2 separate regions of the Homo sapiens genome follow, and region 2 is linked to region 1. Evidence: read pairs that join two places in POLR2A ChIA-PET (ENCODE). Cell type or tissue: OCI-LY7. All regions are shown on one strand. Links, peaks and the distances in the headings refer to the core of each region. The heading gives the core; the rest is flanking DNA. Region 1 overlaps ABLIM1 (actin binding LIM protein 1). Region 2 overlaps ABLIM1 (actin binding LIM protein 1).

The links. ChIA-PET counts read pairs that join two places held together with the same protein. Peaks named below come from ENCODE experiments on the same cell type or tissue, not always from the same donor. Only the 100,000 strongest peaks of a DNase experiment are listed, where the experiment ranks them.
Region 2: POLR2A ChIA-PET joins it to region 1 with 6 read pairs; 15 of 35 experiments call an interaction of 5 or more read pairs at or near these places.

Annotation. Positions count from the first base shown.
Region 1 is chr10:114,463,932-114,479,653 of GRCh38, reverse strand. ABLIM1 (actin binding LIM protein 1) reads left to right here. Exons shown (of 23, transcript NM_002313.7): 9 at 5,698-5,775; 10 at 6,522-6,677; 11 at 11,438-11,473; 12 at 13,827-13,956. Among named protein-coding and RNA genes, the nearest start is that of AFAP1L2, 67 kb to the right of the region's middle. In OCI-LY7, for the core only: CTCF peaks have their summits at 7,909 and 8,112 (motif pointing left); a DNase peak (open chromatin) is centred at 8,123; H3K27ac peaks cover 1,446 bases.
Region 2 is chr10:114,517,416-114,533,137 of GRCh38, reverse strand. All of the region lies in intron 6 of ABLIM1 (actin binding LIM protein 1), which reads left to right. Among named protein-coding and RNA genes, the nearest start is that of AFAP1L2, 120 kb to the right of the region's middle. RefSeq lists enhancers at 5,990-6,219, 6,390-6,509, 13,711-14,230. In OCI-LY7, for the core only: CTCF peaks have their summits at 7,056 and 9,167; DNase peaks (open chromatin) are centred at 6,227, 6,807, 7,347, 9,097 and 1 weaker place; H3K4me3 peaks cover 5,706 bases; H3K27ac peaks cover 4,592 bases.

The DNA.
Region 1 (15,722 bases), core at 4,863-12,862:
CATGTGTGTCACTTAAGCCTTGAGCACAGTTCAGTAGGCAACAAACCAGGAACTGTCCTGGCAGATAAGACAGACTGTGCAAGGTCATCGTCATCGGCATGGGAAGGGCATTAATTACCAAAGTGGAGACACAGTCACTGTCTCCAAGAGCATTTGGAATCACTTCACAGAGTTCTCAAGGAGGGGAAGGCTATCTGTCAGCTCCTGGCGGGACTGCTGCCCCATATACTGTGATGAATTGCTTCACATATCTGAGTTCTGATGGGAAGGAGTCCAAGTGCGGTAGCTGTAGAGAACGCTGGGGAAGCCCAGTTCTGTGTAGCTCACGTATGAAAGGAATATTCATGAAGAGCAAAACAGAGGCATTATTTGAGATTAACTGCCTGAGAAACCTAGTCTAATCCCAAGTGTCTAGAAAATGTTGACTACTTGCCATGTGCCCAGTAAGGTGCTTGGAGCTTTATATGCATCCTCTCATTTAACCCTGTGACATAGTTATGCTGGTACACCTTGCTGCGTTCTGTACATGAAGAAGTTGAAGCTCAAGGAAGTTAAAAGAAAAAGAGAATGGAAAAGAAAAAAGAAAAACTCATGTAACATCAAACAACTAGTAGAGCCCAGGTTTGAACTGTTATTTGGCACCAAAGCCAGCCTTTTAAGTCCACTGTATTACACTGTCTTACATAAAATACATAGATGTGTTTTATCCCATTATTTCAATATAGACAGGTAAACAGAATTGGGCCATTGTAAGAAAATAAGCAAGCAAGAATGCAACTCAACCTGCAAACAAGATGCCCATGGAAGTAAATTTTACCATAAACTTAGGAGGTCAGAATGAAGCAAAAACAAACAGTGGTAAATTCAGTGAAAGAAAAAGCAGTTTCCGAATCTCCAAGTGTATTAGTCCATTTTCACGCTGCTATAAAGAACTGCCCAAGACGGGGTAATTTATAAAGAAAAGAGGTTTAATTGACCCACAGTTCTGCATGGCTGGGAAGGCCTCAGGAATCTTAACAATCATGGCAGAAGGCAAAGGGGAAGCAAAGACCTTCTTCACATGGTGTCAGGAAAGAGAGAGCATGTGAATGCAGTAAAAACTACCATTTATAAAACCACCAGGTCTCGTGAGACTTCTCTCACTATCATGAGAACAGCATGGGGAAAACCACCCCCACAATCCAATCACCTCTCTCCCTGGACACATGGATATTACAAATCAAGATGAGATTTGGGTGGGGGCACAGAGCCAAACCATATCTCCAAGATACATCAGGGCATTTCTCAACACTAAAGTTTGAAGATGCGAGTAGCAGAGGGATGGCTCTAAGACAAGCCAGAACATCAGCAAATTTGATGACCAGTTCACCTGACTTTGAAAACTGCCTATTAAAACCTAAAATATTTATTTCTGAATCAGAGAACTTGGGGGTAAGTGTATTCAAATTGGAGGTAATTTGGATCTGAAAACTTTTAAAAACCAAATGGGTCTTGAAAAAATTCAAATTGTTGAATAACTTTTAAAATCTTTAGCTCAACAGTATTAATAGTGTAAATAAAAAAAGATAAATGTTTCCAAGAAAGCCTGCATAACTCACAGGATCCCCTAATCCAGTCAAGAAGGAAGGGAGAGGCCAGGCGTTATGGCTCACGTCTGTAATCCCAGCACTTTGGGAGGCCGAGGCAGGCAAATCATGAGGTCAGGAGTTCAAGACCATCCTGGCCAATGGGGTGAAACCCCATCTCTACTAAAAATACAAAAATTAGCTGGGTGGGTGGCAAGTCCCCGTAGTCCCAGCTACTTGGGAGGCTGAGGCAGTAGAATCGCTTGAACCTGGGAGGCAGAGGTTGCAGTGAAGCCAAGATCATGCCACTGCACTCCAGGCTGGGCGACAGAGTGAGACTCTGTCTCAGAGAAGGAAGGGAGAGAGAAACTGAAGTGAAATAGGCTAGTTCTGCCAAGAGAACTGCCTTTACTGCCCACGAAGCTCTTCATCCCTGGAAGGTGCTGTTAAAGACCCTTCCCTACATGTGCGTGCGTTGTTCTTCAGCTCTGTTTCTACCAGTACATGCAGTACAAGAGCAAATAAAACCATTCAGAGCCATCCCCAGGTGCATCATTACAGCAAAGGCTGAAAGTATCCTTGCCCCACACTTGGCAAAAATAAGGATGAGTAACATACGAGTGACCCCAAAGCCCCAGTGTACACTTTGGCTGTTCACACAATGTCCTGGATGCTTGTTAATGAAAACAGGCCTTTGTCATAGCAACCCCAGTAACCGAAGACATCTGATGCTCCTGCCGCACACCCTCTCCCCACCCCAACCCAGTGAGCTATTGCAGTGTTCTTACAGAGCTAGCGCAACAAAAATATTTTCAGTTAGCAAGCATTCTTTTCTGCTACTTGATCTCAATATTTCTCTTTTAGTTTCACCCCATTTGTCCCATAGTTATGTTGATAGGAAATAAATGATCACATTTGCCCTGCAATACAGCAAAATTTTAGTGCAGGGCTTAAATGCTTGGGCTGTGGACCTAGAGTGTCTGAGTTCAAATCCTGACTCTTCATCCCTTTCCTACCTGTGTGGCTTGGAGCACTGATACTTTTTCCTTATCTGTAAAATAGGAATAATAATGGAAGCTACCTCCTAGGGTTACCGAGAAGATTACATGAGATTAAGCCTGGGAAGTGCTTGGCACAGGGCTTCCACGTAGTAAGTGGGCAGTAGACATTCGTTGCCATCGATATTCTTGGGTTGCTACTTAAGAGGTTTCATTTTGACATTAAGTTTGGAAAATGTGAGATCCTGGCCACTTGAAACTGAAGGACTACCTGTGGTTAATAATTATCTCACAGAGATGGATACAGGTTCAGCTTTTTCAGGGGGTAGCATCTCCTTGTAAAGGAGGAATACATTTTGATTGTGCCACTTCTATATTTTGATTAGGAAATGGATCTAGAAATTGCACTTTATTATTATTATTATTATTATTATTATTATTATTTTGAGGCAGAGTTTCACTCTTGTTGCCCAGGCTGGAGTGCAGTGGCACAATCTCGGTTCACTGCACCCTCCGCCTCCCAAGTTCAAGCGATTCTCCTACCTCAGCCTCCCAAGTAGCTGGGATTACAGGTGCCTGCCACCACACCCAGTTAATTTTATTGTATTTTTAGTAGAGATGGGGTTTCACCATGTTGGCCAGGCTGGTCTCAAACTCCTGACCTCAGGTGATCCACCCGCCTCGGCCTCCCAAAGTGCTGGGATTACAGGTGTGAGCCACTGCGCCCAGCCTGCACATTTCTTGAATAGTGTTATGTGAGTCTTTCCTTTTTCAACATACTCAGAGGTAGAATTTTCTCATATTGAGATATGCCTGTGATTGGTATAACTCTAGCAGGAAAGCGCTTGTGCACGGCAGGTCCTGGGGAGGAGGCCCAGAAGTGATGCACCTGGTGCACCTCCACCTGGGTGTGGTGTGATTTCTCCCAGCCACTTCCACCCTAGCATCTCAAAGATACCAGGGGCATTGGCTGAAAAAGACTGATCACAGTCTTCCAGCAATGAGTCAAATCACTGCCTGACCTGAATTGGCCAGATATGTTTGCCTTCATTGCTTCAACTGTGAACAGCATAGTGAGACAACACCCTTGTCTGAAGGAGTTTCTTTGGCTCAGTGGTGCCCACATTCAAGGTATTAAACACCAATAGAAACTACTGAGAAGGCAAGGTCTTATTCCTATTGTAGAACTATAAGTTACTCTCTTTAGGAAATGGCTGCAACAGAGGGGAGGAAGTGTTCCAAAATGAGGCCTTGAGTTTTCTCTGCAGAGCTTTCCAGAATATGTTAAACAGAAGCAGGAGGCAGCTGATCCTAGTTCATAAGTTTCCTTCCTGCTCACATAACCACCTCTCACTCTCCACGTTCTTCAGGTATATACTATGAAGTCCAGTTTCTTTCATCCTTCCCAAAGGCCGACCCACCAGCCTTACCTCAGTGACTCTCTATATAGTTAGGCTCAAATCGTGTAATTAACATAAGTCAAGTGTCTGCAAACTAAGTATTTGTTTACAAGTAATAAATTCTAGCTCATTCCCTCAACTAGGATTTGTGCCTTCTGTGTACCTGTGGAAAGCATTGGGTATAGACAGTGGTTAAAAAATAAACTCTATGAGGGCAGAGAGCATGACTAAAGTTAATGAGGGAGACAGACACGATGCAAGGAAAACAATAAATATATAATTACACATTTTACTCATGAAGGAAAAAAGAATGACACTATGAGAGAAAACAACATGGGGAACCAACTCTGGATTGAATCAGGGAGGTCCTCTCTGAGGAGGTGATATTTAAGCCAAGACTGAAGGAAGAGAATCATCCAAGTAAAATTGGGAGCTAGGGCATTTCAGGCAGAGGGAGCAGTAAGCGAGGATGAGAACTCCGAGGCAGCTTTGTGCGCTGTGTTCTGTGAGTGATGACAGGTGAGAGACGAGGTAGGAGGGGAAGGCAGGGATAGAATCCTGAGGCCCTGGTTGTTGTGATTTTATTCTGAATGGATGCTTCTGTTAGGTCTGTTCTCATGCCGCTAGTAGACATATACCCAAGACTGGGTAATTTATAAAGGAAAGTGGCTTAATGGACTCCAGTTCCACATGGCTGGGGAGGCCTCACAATCATGGCAGAAGGCAAATAAGAAACAAAGTCATGTCTTACGTGGTGGCAGGCAAGAGAGCTTGTGCAGGGAAACTCCCATTTATAAAATCATCAGTCTCGTGAGACTTATTCACTATCACAAGAATAGTATGGGGGAAACTGCCCCATGATTCAATTATCTCCACCTGGACCTATCCTTGACACGTGGGGATTATTACAATTCAAGGTGAAACGTGGGTGGAGACACAGCCAAACTATATCAATGCTGGAGACAAAAGCAGAGTAGTGACCATCCAAATTATGTTCTTGAAAGGTCTCTCGGCTGAGTGCGGTGGCTCACGCCTGTAATCCCAGCACTTGGGGAGGTGGAGGCGGGCAGATCACGAGGTCAGGAGATCAAGACCATCCTGGCTAACACGGTGAAACCCTGTCTCTACTAAAAATACAAAAAATTAGCCGGGCATGGTGGCAGGTGCCTGTAGTTCTAGCTACTCGGGAGGCTGAGGCAGGAGAAAAGTGTGAACCTGGGAGGCGGAGCTTGCAGTGAGCCAAGATCGCACCACTGCACTCCAGCCTGGGCGACAGAGTGAGACTCCGTCTCAAAAAAAAAAAAAAGGTCTCTCTATCCATTGCCTGCCAGGTGGATTTGATTTGAAGAAGGGAGGGGAGAAGGCAGAAAACTCACAGGGAGGCCATTGCAATAATCTGGATGAATGGAGGTGGTGACTGGGGCTGGGACTACGGCAGTAGAGAGGGAGAGAAATGGGAAGCTTTGAGGTGTGCTCAAAGGTAAACCAGAAATTCTCGTAGGGGACAAGGAGCAGGAAGGGCCAGAGAAAGGCCTCCCCATGCCTTTTCAAAACTGGATCGTACAACTAGTTTGCATTTACCTTTCCTTCTAGGTTGTATTTTACCTTATTCAAAAAGGTGATAAGTGTTTCTTTTTTTCACTAGCTGAGTTTTTAGTAAAGCTTAAGGGCCCAGGACAGTCTAGATTCTGAAGCCAGGGTCCGAAGTCTTACAAGTCACTGTTTATTTTACAGCCTACCAGGACATCCTCGGAAAGTATTTATTCTAGGCCAGGCTCCAGTATTCCTGGCTCACCAGGTCATACTATCTATGTAAGTATCTACTTCTGGAAGTGACATTTCTGGGACAGGTAAATTAGTGGATTGTAATAGCAGAATGGGTAATCCAAAACAAAAACTGATTCAAAGTGATTTCTATTTTTGTTATGAGACCTGATTTTCATTTTTGTAGAACAGTCTCCTCAATCACTTTTACCTTTAGGTAATTACATTTATGTGACCATCAACAGAGTGATCAGACGACCTGTAAAATGTAGTAATATGTTGCGGGACTTAAAAAATTCTTGCACCTAAGACTCCGTCTCAAAAAAAAAAATTCTTGCACCTAAATTGCATATAGATATTTGGGGATTAAATATATATTTTATGAAGCTGATACTGAGTGTTCCTAAATTCTACCACAAAGATATTTAAATATTTAGTTTATTAATTATGCAGTTCTTGTTTTTAGCCATCTGAGAGGATTATTGGACCATCTGTTTGAGCTTTTTCCTTTACTATCATAAATTCAGGAAATTATCCTTAAGGTTTGCACATTTATCTATTTCATGAATTCTACACAGATTTTTTCCTAAGCGTTCAGTGACTTTTTTAAAAAAACATGATTAATATATGGTATAAAGGGCAACTTCTGAAGAGTATAACTGTGTTAGGCAAGATGTTTTGGTTTTTGTTTATTTTAAGGCCTTCACTTTTTAAACAACAGGAAATGCGCCAACTACAGTTTCCTAAAGCAGTCAGACTACAAGGTAATTGTTCTTTCTGGTTAACTTTGCCAGGCAAAAGTAGACAATGAGATCCTGGATTACAAGGATTTAGCAGCCATTCCGAAGGTCAAGGCAATTTATGACATTGAACGTCCAGATCTTATTACCTATGAGCCTTTCTACACTTCGGGCTATGATGACAAACAGGAGAGACAGAGCCTTGGAGAGGTAATACATTCCTACTGGTTGTGAGTTGTACAACAATTTACCTTCCCTTTTGTCACATTTGTAATAACTACCATTTGGAGTTCAGGTAAATCAGGTGGTCTTTTGTCTGCCTAGTATTTGCAGATTTCTAGACCAGGTGCTTTGAGGTATTCAGAAGCCCATCATGAGAAGTGGGAGAACAGAACAATGGCACATCAAACAACAGTGAAGACCAGCTAAACATTAGCATGCTGGGATGGAAGCTGTCGGGAGGTGGGGAGGGGGTGGGGATTGTGTGAGCTGGGCAGAGCAAATAAGGGAGTGAGGGTCTCCTGGGGGTCTTAGTCTAGTGATAAGCTTTAAGTATATTCATGGCATCATGAGGAGAGAGAACACACCCCCTAAATTTTGGTAATTACAGTTTTCAGCAACTTAAGAAAGTTAGCATGTGAAAGAAAAAATAAAGTAGAGCGCATGGGGCAACAGTCTAGCACAGGAGTGTGAGCCAGCATTCTGGAATCAAATTACCTGGTCTCAACCCAGGGATCACCACATGCCGATTGTTTGACTTTGACCATGTGACAGCCATTCTGCTGCTAGTTTCCTGGACCAGGTACAGTGCTCATACCTGTAATCCCAACATTTTGGGAGGCTGAGGGCCGGAGGATTGCTTCAGGCCAGGAGTTGAAGACCACCCTGGACAACATAGTTGAGACCTCATCTATATATATTAAAAAAATAAGAAAAATGGTCCTAGTTTCTTCATCTGTAAAACAGATAGGGTGATGATAGAATCTACCTCATAGGGTGTTAGTGAGGATTAAGCAAGCTAATCTATGTAAAGCAATTATCAGAGGCCAGACTTGGGGGAAATACTGAGCATGTGGCAATTTCTACCATTGTTGCTACCTGTCCTCTTGGGGCTCGTTAATACTCGGCCTGCAGACCCATCTGCTGCGGGACCAGAGCCTCTCAGCCCCTTGGGGTCCTCCCCTCCCCGGTCCCATCTCAGGGTTGAAGGTTCTCTGTGGTCGCTTCCTACCCAAGTCCGTTTCCCCTGGCCAATCGGCTCACTCTCATTTTTTTCTCTTTTATTTTTTGAATTAGAATCATCTGTAGACTGATTTTAGTCCACAAAGATGTTAACAAATAGCTGACAAATCAGCTATTCAACAAAGGTTAAAACAGAATATAAACAATCTAGCATCTCACAGTGCTTTGAGGTCTTGGAGAAGAAAAGGCATGAAAATGTGATTCTGTTTAATTGTTCTCAATTCCAGATGTATAATATTATTTGATAATTATATTTATGTTTATTTTTTATTTTATATATATTGTTCCTTTTATTTATTTACTTTCTAATCTGGGTTTTATTCCAGAGCATAGCTCTGCGTGGAAAAGGTCCCTGTGGCAGGAAGTGATATCCATTTTCATGTAGTGCCACCTAGTGGTCACTTAGCTGTAGCTGCACTTGCGGCCGCTCTCAAGCGCAGGTGCATTGGCCCGGGTTGTCAGTTGCCATTGAACCCCACAGAGTTTCGTAGGGCATAAGAGGCGAGGGGAAGTTCCTGAACAAAGTGCATAGAGATTGGCCTTGGACCCTGTGGATGAGAATTTACTAATGTTTAACCCATACAAGCAAGGGGATGTGAGTTTTTTTAATGGTGTTAAGGATTTGGGGTTCATGGTGTGCAGTGTACGTGTCTGTGTGCGTTTCCCAGCAGCTCCATCAAGGCAGTAAAACATTAAGCACTCAAGAGTTTGGGCTTTGAGGTGAAAATCTCTGCATTTAAAACCAGACTCTGCCAGACATGGTGACTCATGTCCGTAATACCAGCACTTTAGGAGGCCAAGGCCAAGGTGGGTGGATTGCTTGAGACCAAGAGTTTGAGACCAGCCTGGACAACATACCAAAATTCCATCTCTACAGAAAAAAAATACAAAAATTAGCCAGGAATGATGGCACACGCCTGTAGTCCCAGCAACTTGGGAGGCTGAGATGGGAGGATCACTTGAGCCCAGGAGGTTGAGGCTGCATTGAGCCATGATCATGCCATTGTACTCCGGCCTGGGTGATAGAGTGACACCCTGTCTCAAAAACAAAACAAAGCAAACAAAACAAAAACCACCACCACAAAAAAAGAAAAAAAGAAAAACCAGACCGATGCTGACTAACCACATAACTTTGGGGAAATTATATACCTCAATCTCCTTATCTGCAAACTCAAGATAGAGAACAAGAATACCTATGCTAGAAGTTTTCTGTAAAGAGTAAGTGAGCTATTTACATTAGAACAGTACTGGGCACATAATAAGTGCTTAAGAAAAATGCTGGCTACTCTCGTAATCAGCATACTTACTGTCATAACCTGGAATTATGTCCCATGGTTTTCTCTATGCATAGAGGGTGCCCCTGGGATCAGAAATCAGATATATTAGTGAACTCTTTCCCAATACTTGCATCTTGCAACTGAGAGAAATTTACAAGCTGTTCTATTATTTATTCCATTAAAGTTTAACACACTTCTTTTATAGACCTCATATACATATTGCCTTTTTTTTTTTTTTTTTTTTTTGAGGTGGAGTCTCACTCTGTCACCCAGCTGGAGTGTAGTGGTGCAATCTTGGCTCACTGCAACCTCTGCCTCCCAGGTTCAAGCAGTTCTGCTGCCTCAGCTTCCCAAGTAGCTGAGACTACGGGCATGTGCCACCATGCTGGGCTAATTTTTGTATTTTCAGTAGAGTTGGGGTTTCTCCATGTTGGCCAGGCTGGTCGTGAACTCCTGACCTCAAGTGATCCACCCGCCTTGGCCTCACAAGGTGCTGGGATTACAGGTGTGAGCCACCGCACCTGGCCTTTATACATATTGCCATTTAAGAAACACTGCAAGAGTCAGATTAGTTCTGTGCAGCCATTGGTGCCTCCAGGGCCTTGCTGTCAGTGCAGGTGCAGACCTGGGCCCTGACCTTGAGACCAGCCTTCACCCAGCTGAGACCCCCTAGAGACAGGCTGTAGCTGCAGAGGAGACCCTGGAGCTTGTGAAGGCTTAGAATACAGACAGTCCGCCCACTTACTATAGAATGTGGGGAAAAGGGCAAATTCTAAAACTGAGAAGTCCACCCCTGGCTGTGTTCTCCATAGCTCTGTTTGAATTTCATTTCTATTTGAAAGCTTTTTGCATTTTAATTGTAAACATTTTATTCATCTGGAAAATACTTGAGCAACTACTGTGTCCCAGGAGCTGCTGTCATCACTGGGAATATGTAGTTGTAAACAAACAGTCCTTGCCCTCATGGAGCTTGTGGCATCACGTGGGAGACAGACAGTAAAGAAACAGATATGTAATATAATTTTACAGAGTGGTAGGGCTCTGAGGAGAAATGAAGCAGAGTAAAGAGAAAGCGTACCAGGGGCTGGGTTGCTCCTCTGGACAGAATGGTCACGGAGATGCTGTGTGACAGTGGGTTTGAGCAGAGACATCAGCGCTGACAGGGAATGAGCCCTGCAGGTGTCTGGGTGAAAAGCACTGGCAGCAGAAGAGACAGCAAGTGCAAAGGCCCTGAGGTGACAGAAAGCTTGGCCTGTTGATGGCCCCAAGGAAGCCTGTGTGCCTAGGAGGATGGAAGCCAGAGGTGAATGATAGTGAGATTGGCGAGGTGAATGATAGTGAGATTGGCGATGCAGCCAAGGCAGGATGCCCCATGCCTGGTCACCAAAGTCCTATTTTAGTTATCAAACTATTTTATGGTGATTGCTGTGGTTGTAATTTAGTCAACAACCATGTGAACAAGATCCTATGTTTCAGTAGATGCTGTAACTCATCATAGTAAAATGAGCGTAGTTTGAATATATAAGGGAAATGGTTCCAACTTGTCTAGCTTAATCACCTAAGTATGTATCACAATCATATCTAGTCATGGTTCTTTTTTTTTTTTTTTTTTTTTTGAGACAGAGTCTCGCTCTGTCTCCCAGGCTGGAGTGCAGTGGCGTGATCTCGGCTCACTGCAAGCTTCGCCTTCCGGGTTCACGCCATTCTCCTGCCTCAGCCTCCCAAGTAGCTGGGACTACAGGCGCCCGCCACCGCGCCTGGCTAATTTTTTGTAGTTTTTAGTAGAGACGGGGTTTCACCATGTTAGCCAGGATGGTCTCGATCTCCTGACCTTGTGGTCCGCCAGCCTCAGCCTCCCAAAGTGCTGGGATTACAGACGTGAGCCACCGCACCCGGCCTATTCATGGTTCTTAGGCAGAGATGTGCACCAGAATCTCCCCGGAACTTTGTCAGAGTCTACCTGTCTGAGCCCCATGGCAGATGCATTTGTACCTGATCAGAAGACAGGGAGATGTGGAGGGATGCTGGCAGGTACATGTTGGCTAATATTTACAGCTGACTCTGATAAACAACTCTAATTAAAACTGGCAAAGAGGCCAGGCGCGGTGGCTCACGCCTGTAATCCCAAAACTTTGGGAGGCTAAGGGGGGCGGATCATGAGGTCAGAAGATAGAGACCATCCTGACTAACGCAGTGAAACCCCATCTCTACTAAAAATACAAAAAAAGTAGCTGGGGGTGGTGGCGGCGCCTGTAGTCCCAGCTACTTGGGAGGCTGAGGCAGGAGAATCGCTTGAACCTGGGAGGCGGAGATTGCAGTAAACCGAGATTGCGCCACTGCACTCCAGCCTGGGCGACAGAGCGAGACTCCATCTCAAACAAACAAACAAACAAACAAAACGGCAAAGAGTTAACAAACATTGTGACTTTAAATTCTCTTTTATTTTTCTAGTCTCCGAGGACTTTGTCTCCTACTCCATCAGCAGAAGTAAGTACCATTTCTTTTTATCATTTTAATGGGTGGAATTTGAGAATTGCTTGGCCCTTCCCTAGACTGGGATTTTTGAAAAAGAACATAACATACAAAAGAACAGAAAAACTGCATGTGGGGTTATGGTGGCTTTGGGGATTACCTCCGTGAAAGAGGAGACTCTAAGACACAGCAATATATTTCTCTTAAATTGGAGACCAGGGAGTAAAAATGGCCTCACTTTAATCTGTGTCTGTGCCTGTAAGTGGAAGCAAAGTGTCTGCAGGAACATAAGTCACTTGTCCCAATGTGGGGCTCTTTGTCCGCATCTATAATTAATTTTTCTGAACCCTAATATACTGAAATGGCCAACAGCCATCATGGCGTATTCTATAAGCAGAGCCATCTTGATGGGAGGTTACTCTGTTTAGTCTGAAATCAATCATCTGATCCTAAAACCAAGCAACTTTCTGGATATTATGAAACTGGACTACTTTTAGGGAATCTCTGTAATTCAAAGTAGTAAAAATACCATAATATTTTCATGGTTTATGACTGCTATGAATTATTAATTTCTACCTATATTCTAATAATTTGCATTGAATTTATGAAGAATTAATTTCTATTGACCAACTGTGCAAGCTTGAAGCACATAATCTGGGGACTTTTTGTTTTGTTGTTGTTTTATTTAATTTATTGTTATAGACAACTAGTATCAAGCCAAAGTTTCCCCTTGCCATTTGCTCTCAAATTCCACAAAGCTATGGTTACTGAGGTGTTCATTTAGTCGTTATTAATGCATTCTTTCAAACTTTTTACTTTTATTGTGCTAGTAGAAATTTCATAGGACAACAGATTCCTAAAATGTAAAATATTCTTTGTACTCTTTCAACTCTTTAGACAGTTTTATATTGTGTGTGTGCATGTGGTTTTTTGTACTTATTACCTAATATATCCTTTTCTAGATTTGGAGATAGGTGACATTTTAGTGGTGCTATGATATTCCATTGAATTCGCATGTCATAATTTCCTTTTTTTTTGAGACAGAGTCTCACTCTGTTGCCCAGGCTGGGGTGTAGTGGCACAATCTTGGCTCACTGCAACCTCTGCCTCCTGGGTTCTAGTGATTCTCCTGTCTCAGCCTCCCAAGTAGCTGGGATTACAGGTGCACACCACCATGCTCAGCTAATTTATGTATGTTTAGTAGAGACAGGGTTTCACCATGTTGGGCAGGCTGGTCGCAAACTCCTGACCTCAGGTGATCCACCCACCTTGGCCTCCCAGAGTGCTGAAATTACAGGCATGAGCCACTGTGCCTGGCCCGTATGTCATAATTTCTTAATTGTGCCCCAATTTGTTGAACATGTAACGCAAATTTTTGCCTTTATGAATAGTAGTACTATGAAAGTATTTGAATAAATTATTCCTCCTTTTAAAGGGCATTTTAAATTATTTTCTTGGGATATGTTTCCCAAAGTGAGAAGTAAAATACCGGCTTTATGGCAACCATCAACTTGTTATTCAGGAGAATTTATTTAAAATGCCACCAGATCAATGTCGTAGACAGTACAGTTTGGTTGGTGGTCAGAACGAAGGAAGAGATTAGAGTCAGGAGTCTGGTTCCGAAGCAGGCTCTGCCCATACCAACTACATGCCTACACACAGGGCTCTTACCAGCTTGGAACCATGTTTCTACATTAGTGGGGGAGGGAGGTGATAGTATGTGACCTACCTTTTCTTGTTATGCAGATCTGGTAGGTATGTGAACATACTTATGAAACGGAAAAGTACAATGTCAGCATGGTCATTGGAATTATTATCTCTTGTCCCATAGCCCTATCTCTATTAAGGTTTATATGTTTTCATCCTTAAAATTTTTTTTTTTTAAAGAAACAGTGTCTCACTCTGTCGTCCAGGCTGGAGTGCACTGGCACAATCATAGTTTACTGCAGCCTCGAACTCCTGAGTAGCTGGGACTGCAGGCATGTGCCATCATCCCTGGCTAATTTTTTACAGTTTTTTGTAAAGACAAGGTCTCGTTGTGTTGCCCAGGCTGTTCTCGAACTCCTGGCTTCAAGCCATCCTCCCACCTTGGCCCCCCAAAGTGCTGAGATCACAGGTGTGAGCCACCACACCTGGCTCTTAAAATTTTGTAATAAGCCCAAGTACTGCAGACTTTGAACAAAATATATTAGCCACAGAATGCTTATTTGCATATAAAATACCTGCAAAATTTGCACATAAAAATAAGTGCATATATTAATCAAATATATATAAACAAGTAGACATGATGGTTCCTTGGCAGTGTTTGTGAAGCGTGGTTCCTACTGAGGCATGGTGATAGCCTGAATGTGTTGAACTTTGTTTCCAGGGGTACCAGGATGTTCGGGATCGGATGATCCATCGGTCCACGAGCCAGGGCTCCATCAACTCCCCTGTGTACAGCCGCCACAGCTACACTCCAACCACGTCCCGCTCTCCCCAGCATTTCCACAGACCTGGTAAGGGTGACTGTTCCTGGATTCACTCTATATAACAAACTATGTTTCTGTGATTTTTTCCCCTACTATTGATAGCACATTGAAAAATCAACGACTAAACATTTCCATCCCTCTCCCAGAGCAAAATGAAAACTGGTATCCAACTATATTTTATGCTCTATCTTTTCTTGAAACATCAGTCATCCTAAGCCTGTGTTCATTTTGATTTATTAAATAATTATATTTTGACAGCGAGCTACTGGAAGCAAGGGGTTTTTTTAAAAATTTTTTTACGATTAACAAAAATCTCTTCACTTTGAGACTTAAAATGGAGATCTCCCAAAGAAAATATTTTGATGTGCTTTTTAGGCATACCAACATCATCTAAAATTCAGTATTAGCCATTTTTAACAGCTGGATTATGTTTCCCTTATCTAGGTGTTAGTAAGCATGCTTGGTTAAGCACTTTCTAGAAAGAGGACTCAGGGCTGTTCTTGATCACTTTTAAGATCGTTCCAACCCTAAGATTTTCAGTCATTCTTAGGAAACATAAAATCATTTCCAACCCTAAGATTTTCCCTCAGACTTGGAAAACAAAATCATTTCCAACCCTAAGATTTTCAATCAGACTTGGAAAACATACAATTATTAGGCATCACTACAGTAGAGAATGCCACAAAGTAGCAGATTTTAGTGGACCTTCATCTGCAGAGAATTTAGTCTCTGTAGCTACTAGTGGGTGTCTCCTGTGTGTAGTGGGAGAAGAATGGAGATCCCAGTACAGATCCAAGATTCCCTGAGAAATGGATTCACAAGGAAGATTCTGGCCTCTAATAAAACTTAATGGTGACAGTGCGCGTCTGTGAAGACTTCATGTTAAGCTTCTTGCTTCTGGACGCATAGATGAGAGCAAACCCATATGCTACCTTTTTAAAAATAAATTGTACAAGAAATGAAACCAAAAGAATTAACAGGATGATAAAAAGCTGCAATCTTCTAAGACCCTAGATTTAATGATCGTAGAGAATTCAAACTATTTGATCCTTTGATAATGTATAATTTTCTCTACACTGATAAATGTTTGTGCTATTTATTGAATTACATTAAATGAAAGTTCTCAGGAATTTTTTTTCCTTTATTTCATGGGCTATTATATTCATTTTATTCATGCCCAGGACGTGAGTCCCGATTTAAGCCTTTGTCCATTTGGGTAATAAGAAATCCTTTATGCTGGGCCAGGCGTGGTGGCTCATGCCTGTAATCCCAGCACTTTAGGAGGCTGAGGCAGGTGGATCACCTGAGGTCAAGAGTTCAAGACCAGCCTGACCAATATGGTGAAACCCTGTCTCTACTAAAAATACAAAAATTAGCTGGGCATGGTGGCATGCGCCTGTAGTCCCAGCTACTTGGGAGGCTGAGACAGGAGAATTGCTGGAACCTGGGAGGCAAAGGTTGCAGTGAGCCAAGATGGCGCCATTGCACTCCAACCTGGATGACAGAGCAAGACTCCATCTCAAAAAAAAAAAAAAAAAAATCCTTTATGCTGCCACCCTGCTCATGTACATATGCTGAGGTCACTGAGACCCCAGCCATGGAGTTGCCGGAGCGGCGTGGGGTTATAGGGGCATTGTTGTTCCAAAGACCCCTGAACAGTGAGGGGAGTGGTCAGTCAACACTCCTTCCCCCAAAAGCTCATGTCCTTACTGAGAAAGTTTCCATCTGTTCCAATTATGGTTCTGATGCCAATAGACTTTAGAATCTTCTCCTTCTCTCCTTTCACAATATAT
Region 2 (15,722 bases), core at 4,347-12,346, 54 kb before region 1:
GAACTCCTGACCTCAAATGATCCACCCACCTCAGCCACCCAAAGTGCTGGGATAACAGGCGTGAGCCACTGCACCTGGCCAGTTTAAAAATTTTTTAAAAATATTTTCTACTACAGGCTAATTTTAGCTTAATCATGAGGGAAACAGAATTTTTTGGGTTCACTCAGACCTAATCTCCATTTGAAAGACTGACCCTACTAATCCACTTGTATCTGCTGACCTAGCTGACGGTGGTGGAGAAACAGACAAGTGGGTCTCTACACCCAAGCCAGCCTGACTCCTGGAATCTGGGTTGTGCCTCTGCTGGGCATTGCAACTACCTCCAGCAATCTTCTTTAGCTTTTGGGTTCATAATAAGTCACACCAAAGATGGCATCTCAAGCTACCTTGGCTCGATTTTGTCCTTGTGATTCCACACGCTTGGCCTCTCCATGAATGTTTAACTTGGAGGGGTCTATGTTGAAAAATGGTACCATCCAAAGGTCAGCAGAATAATTTCTCTTCCGGGCACAGTATTACCAGGCTAAGGATATGAAATTTTCCCCAGGGCCCAGGAGATGGCATGTGCTTCAGGGAAAATGGGAGCATTTTGTTCCTTTGGATCCAGTGATGCTGCGCTGAGGGGTCTGCCACCATGGACAGGCTGCCTCCTCGTCTGTTTCACACCTGAATGTGCTTGCTTCCTGGACCTCGTGGCTTCCCGCCTTGGGGAGGATATGATGCCAATTCCAGCAGATGGACTTGCTTGTAGTTTGCCAGCTAGTCAAGTGGAGGGAGTTAGGGCTGGTGCCCATCCAGCCCAGCGGAAATGAACTGGTACAGAAATTCCTCCCAAAAAGGGAAAGTTTGGAGTGGCCTTGCAAATGAAAACTCTTCATGAACTATGTTAATGGCTCCATAGCAAAACACAAAGCTGCAGGCACCTTGGAAACAGGGATAGAGTTTGGAATTTTGGAGCTTGATGTGGCCTGGATAGGTAAGGTGGAAGGGAGAGAAGAGTGGTTAGCAGAAAGAACTGATACAGGCCAGGTGCCGTGGCTCATGCTTGTGATCCCAGCACTTTGTGAGGCCAAAGTGAGCAGATCACTTGAGGCCAGGAGTTCGAGACGAGCCTGGCCAACATCATGAAACCCCGTATCTACTAAAAATACAAAAATTAGCTGGGCATGATGGTATGCACCTGTAATCCTAGCTACTCAGGAGGCTGAGACACGAGAATTGCTGGAACCCAGGAGGTGGAGGTTGCAGTGAGCTGAGATGGCACCACTGCATAGACACACCAGGACTTGATCCCAGAAGCCACACTTAAAGCTAAATAATCTGGTGGAGGGCGGTGGCTCACGCCTGTAATCCCAGCACTTTGGGAGGCCGAGGCAGGCAGATCACGAGGTCAGGAGATCGAGACCATCCTGGCCAACATGGTGAAACCCCGTCTCTACTAAAAATACAAAAATTAGCTGGGTGTGGTGGCATGTGCCTGTAATCCCAGCTACTCGGGAGGCTGAGGCAAGAGAATCACTTGAACCAGGGAGTTGGAGGTTGCAGTGAGCTGAGATCGCATCACTGCACTCCAGCCTGGGCAACAGAGCAAGACTCTGTCTCAAACAACACAAAACAAAACAAAACAAAAAAGAAGCTGAGTAATTCTCAGCAAGTTGCTTACATGTTGAGTCCCGGCACCTGAAGCTGGGATAGGTCTTGACCCTTCTCATCTGAAAACTCACAAATTTGGATATTTGCTCAGTAAATCTGAAGATGTCCCATCCTCTTATTATTACGATGTGGGCAATGATACTTACCTTGTACAGGCTTCAAACAGATAGTAAGAGTCATCTGAGACAGTGCCTCACATACCGGGCCTCAAGAAATATTTTTTCCATTTTCTTCATTTATAAAACACAGATTTTGTAAAAGCCCAATATTTGGAATGAACTTACAGCTTCCTGTTTGAATGAAGGAGTCAGGCTCACCCATCTCTGTTTACTCTCTGATGTAGTTATATGGGATTATTTCAGATACACAAGTTAACAGTCATGTTGATGCTTGGGTTTGAAAATTTCTTAAATCGCTTAACTTTAGACATTCACACACATTTATGCCCATAAATTCAATCTACCATTGTTTCATGGTGTATTTTTAATTACTTTTTTACCAGGCATCTGAAAACTGCTCAATAAAGGTGTGTGGATAAATGATTATTTTTCCCGTGGTGAATTTTTGCCATGTCCTTTAACCAAAAATGTTAAAGACTTCACATACTCTTTAGGCCTAAACTTCTCATCCCTTTACTAAATACCTATTTCTGGCTGGGTGTGGTGGCTCACGCCTATAATCCCAGCACTTTGGGAGGCTGAGGTGGGCATATCACCTAAGTTCAGAAGTTTGAGAGCAGCCTGGCCAATAAGGCAAAACCCCGTCTCTACTAAAAATACAAAAGTTAGCCGGCTATGGTGGCGGATGCCTGTAATCCCAGCTACTTGGGAGGCTGAGGCACGAGAATTGCTTGAACCCAGGAGGTGAAGGTTGCAGTAAGCCGAGATCACCCTACTGCACTCCAGCCTAGATGACAGAGTGAGACTGTGTCTCAAAATAAATAAATAAATAAATAAATATTTATTTCACTCACATATGAAATAAAGGCCCAAGTGATTTTTTTCTGTTAATGTTTCTTTTATTGCATCTAGCTGGATATAATCTGTTTAAGTATAAACTCCTGGAGGATTTGTGCTGTCTGTTTAACTGCTCTGTATACTACCCAGCACATTTACCCAGACTGGGCCTTCATCAGTATTTAGTATGACGGTGAAGAGGTCTCTTAACTTCTCTGGACTGCCAAAGTGTGGCTTTTATATCAGCTCCTTGAACCTGAGCCTTAGCACTGAGTCCCTTTGGAACAGATTTTAGCCAACAACACCTGTGATTAGTAGCAGCTTTGTTGAGGCTTTATTACATACCAGAAAATTCACCCATGTTAAGTATATGATTCAATGACCTTTAGTAAATTTACAGAGTTGTGCAACCATCATCACAATCCTACTTTAGAACATTTCCATCACTTCAAACACATCCCTCTGCCCACCCTTTGATTATTTTTAAAAATATTATTTTTTGAGATGGGGTTTCACTCTTGGCATCCACAATGGAGTGCAATGGCACGATCTCAGATCACTGCAACCTCTGCCTCCCGGGTTCAAGGGATTCTCCTGCCTCAGCCTCCCAAGTAGCTGGGATTACAGGTGCATGCAACCATGCCTGGCTAATTTTTGTATTTTTAGTAGAGACAGGGTTTCACCATATTGGCAAGGCTGGTCTTGAACTCCTGACCTCAGGTGATCCACCCGCCTCAGCCTCCCAAAGTGCTGGAAATACAGGTGTGAGCCACCACGCCCAGCCCACCTTCGGGTTATTTCCTCTTCACGTTCTTTCCCCAAATCGTGTGCATGCATGTGCACAGGAGGCATGCCAATGGGAAAGGTGGCTCAGGTTGCTCACCAAGGGCTGCCCAACTAGGGAGGTGACTTGAACCTCTTGACTCCACACGGCGTTCTTCACTCTTTTCATCTGGAAACTCACGAATTTGGAAATTTGCTCAGTAAATCTGAAGATGACCCATCCTCTTTGACCCCATCCCAGAAGACATAGAGATGCTTAAATAAATAAAATCCAAAAAGAGAAACTGATCATCCAAATATAGGAGAGTAGAAAGAGGATGAAGAGGCCGGGCGCAGTGGCTCACACCTGTAATCCCGGCACTTTGGGAGGTTGAGGCAGGCGATCATGAGTTCAAGAGATCGAGACCATCCTGGCCACCACGGTGAAACCCCATCTCTACTAAAAATACAGAAATTAGCTGGGCATGGTGGCATGTGCCTGTAGTCCCAGCTACTTGGGAGGCTGAGGCAGGAGAATCGCTTGAACCCGGGAGGCAGAGGTTGCAGTGAGCCAGTATCGCACCACTGCACTCCAGCCTTGCGACAGAATGAGACTCTGTCTCAAAAAAAAAAAAAAAAAGAGGATGAAGACTCGTGGGTAGTGAGCCTAATTCTGACGCTCAAGTTACTTCTTGCCATGTGACTAGAAGCCTGGGTAAGTGTCCCATTTTACCTTTGTAAAGGGGGACACCTTCACTCCTCTGACAGACATTGCATGCTAATATCTTAAACATGAGGTGAGGTGCAGGGGTTACAGAGGTAAAAGGTACCATCCTTAACCCCAAATGGTCTTACCATCTAAGGCTGAGGTTCTAAAACCACTATGCCTAACAATCACCTGCATATCTTGTTTGAAGTGTGGATTCCCAGCACAACATGGTGCCTATCATTAACAATACTGTATTGTGCACTTAAAAATTGAAGACAGTACATCTCATGTTGTGTTCTTACCACAATAAAAATGAAGTTATTCATGCTTTTAAAAAATAATGAAGTATGGATTCTCAGGCCTCACCCCAGACATTCTGATTCAGGAGGCCTGGGAATCTGCATGTGAACATGCAGCCCTGCCCTGGGTGATTCTGGTACAGGGAAGTCCACAGATGCCACTTTGAGGATCTGGCCCTATAAGGGTGTGGTGAGGACACATTGATGGAGGTTTCTGACTCCTCAGAAGAAAAATGCACTAGAAATTTAGTGAGACCCCTGTCATTATTATGATGTATAAGCCAATAGTCTCCTCTTCATTTTAGAAGCACGGCTTTGTTGCTAAAACCTTACATTTTCTCAGCACTGCTTGGGACTTCTTCCAAACCAGCTTAGAGAGATTCCACATGTCTATATAAAAGGGTCTTTTCATTTCCTGATCTTTGTGGGCAAATAATCTCCCTAAAAAATTTCGTAAATCATCCTAGTCTTCTTAAAAATGACAAACGTGGCAGGGCAGGGTGGCTCACACCTATAATTGCAGCACTTTGGGAGGCTGAGGCAGGAGGATCACTTGAGGTGAGGAATTCAAGACCAGCCTGGGCAACATAGTGAGATCCTGTCTCCACAAAAAATTTAAAAATTGCCGGGCGCAGTGGCTCACGCCTGTAATCCCAGCACTTTGGGAGGCTGAGGCGGGCGGATCACAAGGTCAAGAGATCGAGACCATCCTGGCCAATGTGGTGAAACCCCATCTCTACTAAAAATACAAAAATTAGCTGGGTGTGGTGGTGCATACCTGTAGTCCCAGCTACTCAGGAGGCTGAGGCAGGAGAATTGCTTGAAACTGGGAGGCGGAGGTTACAGTGAGCCAAGATCACGCCACTGCACTCTAGCGTGGGCAACAGAGCGAGACTCCGTCTCAAAAAAAAAAAAAAACTTTAAAAATTAGCCAGGCATGGTGGCTCACACCTGTAATCCCAGCTACTCAGGAGGCTGAGGTGGGACAATCGCTTGGACCCAGGAGTTGGAGGTTGCAGTGAGCTGATTGCGCTATGATCGTGCCACTGCACTCTAGCATGGGTGACAGAGATCCCATCTCAAAAAAAAAAAAAAAAAAGACAAGAGTTGTTACAGAAATCTTTCCATCATCCTAAGAAAGAGTACATTAAAAGGGCTGTGCCATCACTGGAGAAACTTCCAGTTCCTCCTCTCTGTTCACATGCATAGAGAGCCTGCAGCTTCCCCTCAGTCACTGGCTCACCTGAGATTTCTGCAGGGATGGTTTCGTTGAAAATGAGGCTGTGTGTATAAAATGCCTGCAACATAGCCAGTAGCTAGCCAGTAATTTTCTGCTACAATTAAAAACACACAATACAAAATGTACCAAAAATATGAATCAAGAAAGCTTGATAAGAGGTTTTCCAATCATATTTGTCTCAGACAGTACTGCAGAATAATATGGAAATTCTGAAGTAACAAAAGGGAATAAAAAGTTGAACTCAGTTTTGTTATACTTTTGCATAAGGGGTTCCTTACATGTACCTCAAAAGCAGGGACTTGCGAGGAGGCTGCAGGCTGTGTGATGGCTGTGCTCAGCTAGGCACCTTTCCATCATCTCAAATCCGAGAAAGAAACTCAAAAAGCCTAAGAATCTCGTTTCAGTACAAGCTTATGCCTCAGGGACAATCACTGTCGGTTTCACATGCAGACAATAGTGAGTGAATGCAAAGAAATGGTACTTTCCTACCTGCATTTAAAAAAAGAAAGAAAGTAAATCTACTCCCCCTCCTTTTTTGGGAACATGGACTGGCCCATTGTGGTTGCTGGTGTGTTGAACTAGTAAGTAAAGCGAGGAGAGGAGGCGTGAGAGAGCGTGCCTGCCCGCCGCACACGGGGCTGGTTTCCGGAGTGCGTCTCTAGAGGGATGCACGTTGCCTTAGCCGAGCTTCGGAGAGAAGCCTGATATGTAACCCAGGCAGGTGGGAGCCTCAGTCTGTCGGGCTGAGGTCTGGCATCTACAAAGCCTCTTGGCCGTGTTCTGAACTTGAAGCCTGGAGGAGTTCTCTGCTCAGCACAGCCAAGGAACAGAATTAGAAGAAAAGGAACCCTGGCCTGAGGTAAAGCGGACATTGCACAAGGTGACCTATGTCCTTTGCTTTGCGTGGCAGATGTGAGATTTCTGGCTTCCTTCGTGAGGTCGGAGGCCGCTCGGATCCTCCAAATGTGGTGGCTGGATGCTGGCGACAGAAGTCACTTTTATTGCCCTGACATACATTTATGTAAACTTTTTGTTTTCCTGATGATACAAAAGAAACGACAGGAGCTTTTGTTCATCGATACAGAACTAGACTGAAGGGCAGGAAAGGCTGGTTATTTATTTCACTGAGAAGTGTAGTGCGTTGACCTTTTAAACAAGGCTTATGTTTTTTTAGGCTGCTACCCGCAAGATTGAAAGGAGACTGTGGTTTTCAGACTTTGGGGTTGTTTTGTTTTGTCTGTGGTTTGTAGAGCTCTGTGAAATTTACATTTGAGTCCTGTTTGGGGGATTTGGTGGTGGAAGTGGCACGTGGGAATGAGTAGATTTAGCTATTACTGTAAATTATGAGATTTTTTTTTCTTTAAGAAATACCCAATAAATGAAAATAAGGAAACAAAATGTTTAGATGTTATTCATGTTTTATTGCGGCTCTAGGTTGAAAGAGCTTGACAATTGCCTCTCTTTCCACCTTTGATATGCAGTAAAAGAAATCTAGAGATTCTGGCCTTTATATTGAAAATAGTTTTCCTAAAAACCCAGTTATTAATCGAATCATACTGTAAAGACTTTTTTTGGGGGGAAAGTGTTTTAAAATGTGCTATACTAGCATGAAAGAAGAAATGGGACCAGAAAGTTATTTCATCTGTGAAAAAAATAGATTTATGATGTTGGAAAAGAAAAAAAGAAAACGTGAGTTTGGCCATAAGCCAGCAGGAGTGTGGTCGCTATAGCAGCTTCATTTGTCACTTAGCTGAGATTGGAGACTTAAAAGAAAACTGAGCCTGTTTTTCTCTCAGACAGCCTCATAAGGAATGTTAAGAGGATGTGAAGTTATTTAGATTACCAAAACAGGTTCTGACAAGTAAGTGAAAATAACTCATTAAAATATAATTGTTGCCATTCTATAAATGGATCAAAAGGCTTGTTGAGTCACTGCGTACTTATAGAATAGGTGAATTTGCCACGGCTCATTGGTATAAATTACTTTTGAGAAGGCTTTTTAAGACTAAGCGTGAGGCCTTGCCAAGCATCCCTTATAACACTTAGAATGTTTTGACCAATGTTTTCGAGGCGGTTGCCTAAGCATTTTCATGTGTCAGTGAGTCTAATCCTCGCATCAGTGGCTTATCCAGTAAGCTCAGGGAATATTATATCCTGACAACAGAAGCCTGCAGATTTTTCTCTTCAACTAAACAATAGCTCACCTAAAAGGACAGAAAGTGAACTACTCAGTTCTTGTAACCTGACTTTCTGGAGGGATGGTCATGATTTTGGCTCCTGTAGAACAGGGTTTCTCAACCTCAGCATTATTGACATTTTGGATGGGATTATAGTTTGTTGCAGGGGACTGTCTATGGGATGTCTAGTAGCATCCTTGATCTCTACACACCAGGCGACAGTAGCACTCCCTCCCCAGCTGTGAGAACCAGAGATATCTTCAGACACTGTTAAATATTCCCTGTGGGCAAAATGCCCCTGGTTGGGAATCACTGCTAGAGGGAAACCTGTCTTGGGGCCTACTGCTGCCAACGAGGGGGAAGGGTCTATGAGAGGAGGCTGGAGTCCCAGGGAGGCCTGGCGGGGTCCAAGGAACAGTGGCAGGACAGGTGTTTTTGCCTGACCATTTGGTTTTTATTTTGTTTGGGTTTTGTCTGAAATCACATCTTGGGAATGGGGTATCAGATTCAAGGACTTGCTGCGGATATACATTCTTCTGCCCCCTTTTCCTTCTGTGCCCTTGTGGGACTTATTTTATACAGTGCTATGATTGGTATAGTAGTCAAACTTCTTTCAATTGAATTCTAAAGTGCATTCTGGGGATATACTATTTTGTCTTTTTTTAAAAAGAAGCTTATACAGTGATCCATTTTATAAAGCAAATAGTTACCCATACTTTTCCCTTCTGTAAATATAGAGTTTTTTGTTGTTGTTGTTGTTTGTTTGTTTGTAATGTGGGTTTTTAGTAAATCTGGCCATGCCTGTTAGTTTTTTTTTCTTCTAGAATCTGCAAGTGAATGCTTTCATTTCTTTTTTCTTTTCGCCATCTGTACCAGTGGGTCTCAAACTGTTTTGATTTTTTTAGGAATTGGGCCTTGTTTTGTGAGTGCAATTGAAGAATCACAGCTTTTTTCCAATTTACAGATAACGATGAAGTCAATGGCTGGGATTTTTTCCGTTTAAAATTTTTCTTACACCTTTAGCATTAATGCTACTGCTTGTTTGCTCTCAAAGGTTTACAGATTACAAAATGCATGAAGCTGCGAGTGCTGCTTTTTCTTGGTGTTTCTCCAAGAATATAGTACATTGCACTGAGCACCGTGACTTCCAGGAGCTACCACCACCACCCAAACCAGATGAGATGTACCACTGCATAGTGCTTAGTGGTGCTTAGCATTGGCTGAACAGATAGGGAAACACCTTGACTTATTGAAGTCTATTCTTGGTGACAGACCTGGACTGGCCCATAATGTTATCAGAGAGCTGTGGTTTCTGCTTTTGATTGCAAAGCAAATCTTGCATTTCTCTCCACCTGGAGGTACCAATGTGACACACACCATGTGCTCTCTAAGTAACAGTTCTTCGTAATTAAAATTCACCCTCTCCCCCCATTCAGTAGACCAAAGATCCCTGAGTGCAGCAAATGTGAGCATTTTAGGTCTATTTGCCCCCAGGATATAGCACAGTGCCTGCTCATACTATTTGCTCAGTCATTGATGAACAGACAAATGAATGTCAATGATTTCTATGGAAAGACCACCCAGGAGCTTGGTCAGCAAGCCACATGTCTGCAGCCTGTGTCCATATTTCTGTAATTTTTTAAAGAGGACAAATCCAGTCACCATCTAAGCAGGTTTTAATGTCTGAGGGGCTACCAGAAAACTCTTTGAAGGATGCAGGAAGAGTGGGTCTGTGGGTTGTAGAATTTGGGCCTTCATAAGGCCCAGAAATTAAATTTCTGCTCTTATTATAAACCCCACAGGTTAATGCTTCTTCATGGTTTCAATAAGATAAAGAGCACACTAACCATAGGGTCTGACCCAAAGGCAAGGTATTTACCACCTCTTTAAGAAAACTCGCCAGTTGAAAGAGCTTATGATCAGAGGTGAAAAAACGGCCCTTGTTGATCTATGTGTCCTGTGGGGAGTCAGGTGGTGCTGCCCAGAGAACCTACCTGGTTCTCTGAACCAGGTTATCAGGGCAAGGGGGGTGCAGATGGGGCAGATGTCTTGAAATTGGAAGTTTCCAGACTGTGCAGAATGTAAAGATGCCGTAGTGAGAGACAGAGAAGCCAAAGATCCTCTCAATCTCTTGCTTTGGTTCACAAACCAACCCCAGCTCCATGGATTTTTTTGTTTTGTTTTGTTTTTTGAGATGGAGTCTTGCTCTGTCACCCAGGCTGGAGTGCAGTGGTGCAATCTTGGCTCACTGCAACCTCCACCTCCTGGGTTCAAGCGATTCTCCTGCCTCACCCTCCGAGTAACTGGGATTACAGGTGTGTGCCACCATGCCCGGCTAATTTTTTGTGTTTTTAGTAGAGATGGGGTTTCACCATGTTGGCTAGGCTGGTCTTCAACTCCTGACCTCAAGTGATCCACCCGCTTCAGCCTCCCAAAGTGCTGGGATTACAGGCGTGAGCCACCGCACCTGGCCTAGCTACATGCTTCTAAGCAGAGCCCTGGGAATGAGCAAGCGTGAGCCTTTCTTGTACCTTAAGCTGCAGAGGCTTAAGGTGCAGCCTTTGACGGGAGGGGACCTTCATCAAAGAGGAAACAAACCCTGCTGCTTTATTATTCGCCAAGCCTGGAATGTTTTTAGCAAATACGTGTTTGTGTCCTTCTCAGCATTGCTGGTTCACACTGAGGCCATTTGTTGCTCATAAACACTAGATGAAGCAAAAATACTTGTTTACACTTAAGACTGCTTTTATCTTTCCTTACTGCTGAATAGTAATTTTTTACTAGATTGTCTTGGTTCTGTGCAGCTGGTTCCTTATGTCTGTGCTCATATCCGTATACCTTGTCCAAATAAACATACTTGAAAACATAGAGAATTGTGTTTTGTGAAGTTTAGAACATCCTCTAACAGAGTTTAAGCTGAGCTTTCTGCTTTGTTTTGGCAACTTGTTTAGGATGCCAAATGTATCTGGTCTGGCAACAGATGAAAGAAGATGTTGGCCCTTATATAACGAAGTTTAGGGAATAAGTGGGGGGTGGGGTGGATTGCCAGGTTTCCTTTGTGGTTTGAAAAGAGTTCTAAAGCATGAGGAAAACATGTGTTCGACTGGGTTTTTGTTTTGCCTTTAAACCTTGGAATTTTGAAAATCTGTTGAAATATCTTCTCCTGGCTTATGCAGCCCTCTGAGATTAAGTTTCTGATTACCTACATCTTCCCTCCTCTTTCATTCCAGCCCTGCTAGCCTTCTTTCTGCCCCTCAAGCACAGACACTGTCCATCTCTGGGCTTTCACTGCTCCCTGAGCCTGGCACATTCTTCCTCCAGATCTTGGCTTCCTTCTCATTATTCAACCTGCCTCTTTTGACTTGGAGAGGTATCCTCTAATCACCTAGCTAAAGTTGCTTCCACCTGCCCAACCCCTAGGCCATCTTCTCTCCCCTGGTTCTGTTTTAGGTTCTTCATGGCACTGTTCCCCGACTATCTGGAATTCTTATCTGCTTGTATCCATGTCTAGTATCTGTCACTCATTGCAAGAATGTATGCTTATGACAGGTACTATCATATCCCCGAAACTAAAACATCATCTGATAGAAGGTTGGTGCCCAATAAGAGGATGAGTGGATGGATAGAAGGATGGATGAATGGGAGGGAAAAGGAGAGGGAAGGAAGGAAAGAAGGAGCGGGGAAAGGAGGGGGGTTGACTACCGAGTAAATTTCTACTCTCTTTTAAGTCTAAGAGCTTCTCTCCTGTGATTCCTCTTTGACTCCCCAAGACAGTAGCCTTGGAGAATTTTCTCCCCACACCCACCTCACTTTGTACATTACACTAACCATCTTATCCAGTTACAGTCACCTGTTTGCTAAGCTCTGCATACTAAGCTCTTGAGGACAGGAATGTGTAATAAAGGTGGTTATGGTTGTAATTATTGTTTGTTCTTATTGCCTTAGCACTTTATAAGCATACTTCATCAAAGTCCTTTCATCAACTCTATGGCTTGAGTATGACTCTCATCTTTGTTTTGCAAGTAAGTAAACTGAGGCCCAGAGCAGTTGCCGAAAGGCGTACAGATGATTACTGCAGGGCCAGGAATTGAATACAGATTTCTTCTTGGTAGCGCAGATTATACAGCCTTTCTTTCCTCCTCATCAGGTGTCCAGTGCCTGACCCACAGGTTCATCACAGGCTTTTGCCAAATGAATGAAACCTAAGACCTCACCTCCTCCCTTCTCATCCCTATTATTTGAGCTTATACATATTATTTATACTATTTATAAACATAAACATGAGCCTATCAGTTCATAATCCAGTGACATCTCTAAGGATAACTAGCTGCTGTATCTTAAGTCACTTATTTTTATTGTTTTTTTAGAAACAGGGTCTCACTCTGTTGTCCAGACTGGAGCACAGTGGCACAGTCATAACTTACTGCAGCCTCAAACTCCTGGGCTCCAGAGATTCCCTGCCTCAGTCTCCTGAGTCCCGGGACTACAGGTGCATGCCATCATGCCCAGCTAATTTTTTTTTATTATTATTTTTTAGAGACAGGGTCTCACTATGTTGCCCAGGCTGCTCTCTTAACTCCTGGCCTCAAGTGGTCCTCCTGCCTTGGCCTCCTGAAGTGCTGGGATTACAGGCATGAAGCACCACACCCAGCCTACGTCATTTTTCTTTCTTTCTTTTTTTTCTTTTTTTAACCGATAGGACGTCATTGATTGCTTAAACCCTCTCATTCTTCTTATGTAAACAAATCTATTAGTCAAAAGTTAAGCAGCTGCTGAGTCACATGGCACTTTAATCCAGGGTTACAATTGGCAGCCCTGGGAATGAGTTCTCCTTTTTTTAGCTCCCACGATGGCACTGATTTCCCCTAGAATATGAAACTTACACCAAGGAAACCACCATGACAACTGTAGGTAGCAATTTCAAGCAGAAAAGACTAGGAAAATGCCTAAGAATTTTAAACCTGACAGAGTTCTTCTACATTTTTAATATAACCAAGTGCTGTTCATCACCTGCCTTGACACCGGTGTTTGTGAGGTTGATTGGCCCCAGGATGTTCCACTGCAGAACAGAAGGCCAAGATCAGAAGCCCTTGTCGACATATAAATGTAATGCTGTAAGCTGGCTTGGAGCTGTGACTCCATGGAGCCAATTCTAAAATGATTAAGACTTCTGTCTATAGAGAGTTGAGGTGGAGACTGTTTACTATGGCCCTGCCCAGAGGCTTCAGCAGCTGAGGGTGTACCCTCTGCAGTGGGAGTCTTCAGGCATGAGCCTGAAGCCTGTGCTGGCCTCTAGGGATGGAGTCCCTTGTTGTCTTACAGCTTGAATTTTCCAGCACAGGACAACTCCAGATGACAGCTCCAACAGGGCAGAGGCTGCAGCCTTGCCAGACTGGTCCGTCAAAGCTTTCCTTGGCACATAATCCAGTTTCACCCAGGTTTGGGGGTAACCCAGCTGGTTCCTTTTTTCCTGGGTTGGTGGTGAGCTAAGCAGGGAGGTAGTACCCACAGGTTATTTATGGATGTCAAAAACTCAAAAGGCCCTCAGCACTGGGGGTAGGACCAGTGAGAAGTGCTCAACCATGGCATGTATGAGGGATCTGTGGGCGAACCCTGATGTGTCATTTGGCTCCTCTATCCATCACAAAGAGCAGGGACCCCTGAACCCTTTAACCATCCCTGAGCAAGATTGGAGGGATTTTTGCCCTTTTAATACAACTTCTTAAATGGCCTGATGGCCTTGGATGTACTCATTAATAAATATGTCTTGTGGTTTGCAATTTAACTGTCTGTGTGATGAGGATATTGGAAAGGAGTTTCTGACTGATTCATTGTTCACACTTGCCTCTCCCAGCCGAGGGATAATTGGGGCCTTGCCTAATCTGCACTCGCTCACACCCAACATGTGCTGGGCGGGGAAAAAAGGCTGCAACCTGGCCGGCTGGTTCCCGGACCTGGCCTTGCACCAACCAGGAAGATCTCTTCTCTACCTCCTTTTCTGTGTTCAAGGTGATACCTGCTTAGGACTCCCAGAAATATCATTAGCAGGAAAGTTCCACAGATTTAATCTAGTCTAAACCTCTGAGAGTTGAGGACACTGAGACCCAGAAAACCTGAGTGATTTTCCTAGGAACACACAGCCCATTGGTTAGTAAGGCAAAAGTAGACCTCAGAGCAGCTCAGTGCTTCTCTATCCCCTCTGCACCTCCCCCAGGCTGCCTCTTGAACTACTTCTCTGCTTGCTGTACAAACCAAAGCTATCTTTCAAAGTCTTTTGGAATATTAAAGCCATTACAGGGAGGCAGGGTGTGTGGGGATTGAGTAGATATTCAAAAGATTTTTGCTCAAACCTTTATTTCACTTTGTTTTTAAACAACTTCCCTTTCCCATGCCTATGGAGCTTTTCTTGTCTCATCCTAAAAACTCCCAAGTTCCCACCTGCTTCTAGGAAGATTGTTGATGATTGTCCAGGCATCCCCTGCCACTGTCTGAGCAGACAACTTCTAAAAGTTTTTTTTTTTAAGTAGTGTGAGCTCATCGTAAATAAATAAATGAATAACTGAGTAAGTACACTTGTTTGTACTTCTCTGAATCACATGTAATGGGCCAGATAGTACATATTTTCAGCCTTGTGGACTATGCTGTCTCTGTCTCAGCTACGTATGGGCTAAAGCAGACCTAGAGACTATGTAAATGAACAGACATGGTTCTGTTCCAATAAAGCTTTATTTACAAAAAACAGGTAGTGGGCCAGGTTTCACCTATGGGCTGCCAATCTTGGTATCAGGTAAAAAGTAAACATTCTCCACTTACTCCCTAAGCTTTATTGGCACAGGACCACGTCTGTTCATTTACATAGTCTCTAGGTCTGCTTTAGCCCATACCAGCCTTGAGTAGCTGAGACAGAGACAGCGTAGTCCACAAAGCTGAAAATATGTACTATCTGGCCCATTGCATGTGGTTCAGAGAAGTACAAAGAAGTGTACTTATTCAGTTATTTATTTACAATAAGCTCACATTACTTTAAAAAAACCCACTCCCAGAGGTAGCTATTGTTGAGAGTTGGGTCTATAGTGTCACTGGCATGCAGATACTTACAAATACGGGGTTGGATCATGTAAATTTTTTCATATAGGATGTAGAGTTCTGTATCTTGCTTTGCTCCTGTTTCTTGCACATAGATACCTGTGGGAGGGCATGTATTCTTTTATACAAATAGGACCGTTTTATGCATGTTGTTCTACAATTTCCTTCACTTGGCAGTAACTCAGTGTTGATGCTTATAGGATGATGACATTCTTTTTAATGACCACATAGTGGTAAAATCCTTTACCATACACTAAGAAAACATGACAAATACCAAAAAAAAAAAGTATGTGTGTAAATAACTACCAGCAGACACAGATGATGTCTTGTTCGTCTCACATGGTCCCATGTGTCTGGTGGGCACATCCACGGGGATCCATGTCAGCCCGTGCAGCGTTACTATGTTTCCAAAGGGGGTTTTGTTTCAGCCTAACTTTCTGCCAGCACAGCACCACATACAGGTGACGAGCTAATAAAAGATTTGCATGATGAGGAAGGTTTCAGACAAACTTTAGCTTCAACATTGTGGTTGATTATGAGGCAATTTCTGTGAAATCCTAAAAATCCCAAGTTTTTTGTCCTGCTGTGAACACAGTTTATCGCAAAAAAGTACAGACCCACATTGTACTGTGGCCCCCCTCCCCGCCCTTTAAAGTATGCGCTGTCGTTGATGCCTTGAATTCGTTCCTAAGGATATCATAGATCACCACAAACTTGGCAGCTCAAACATGACAGAAATGTATTCTGTCACATTTCTGGAGGCCTGAAGTTTGAAATCAAAGTGTTGTCGGTGTGGAGTGGGGGTTCTTCTGGGGGCTCTGCTGGAGGGTCTGCTTCATC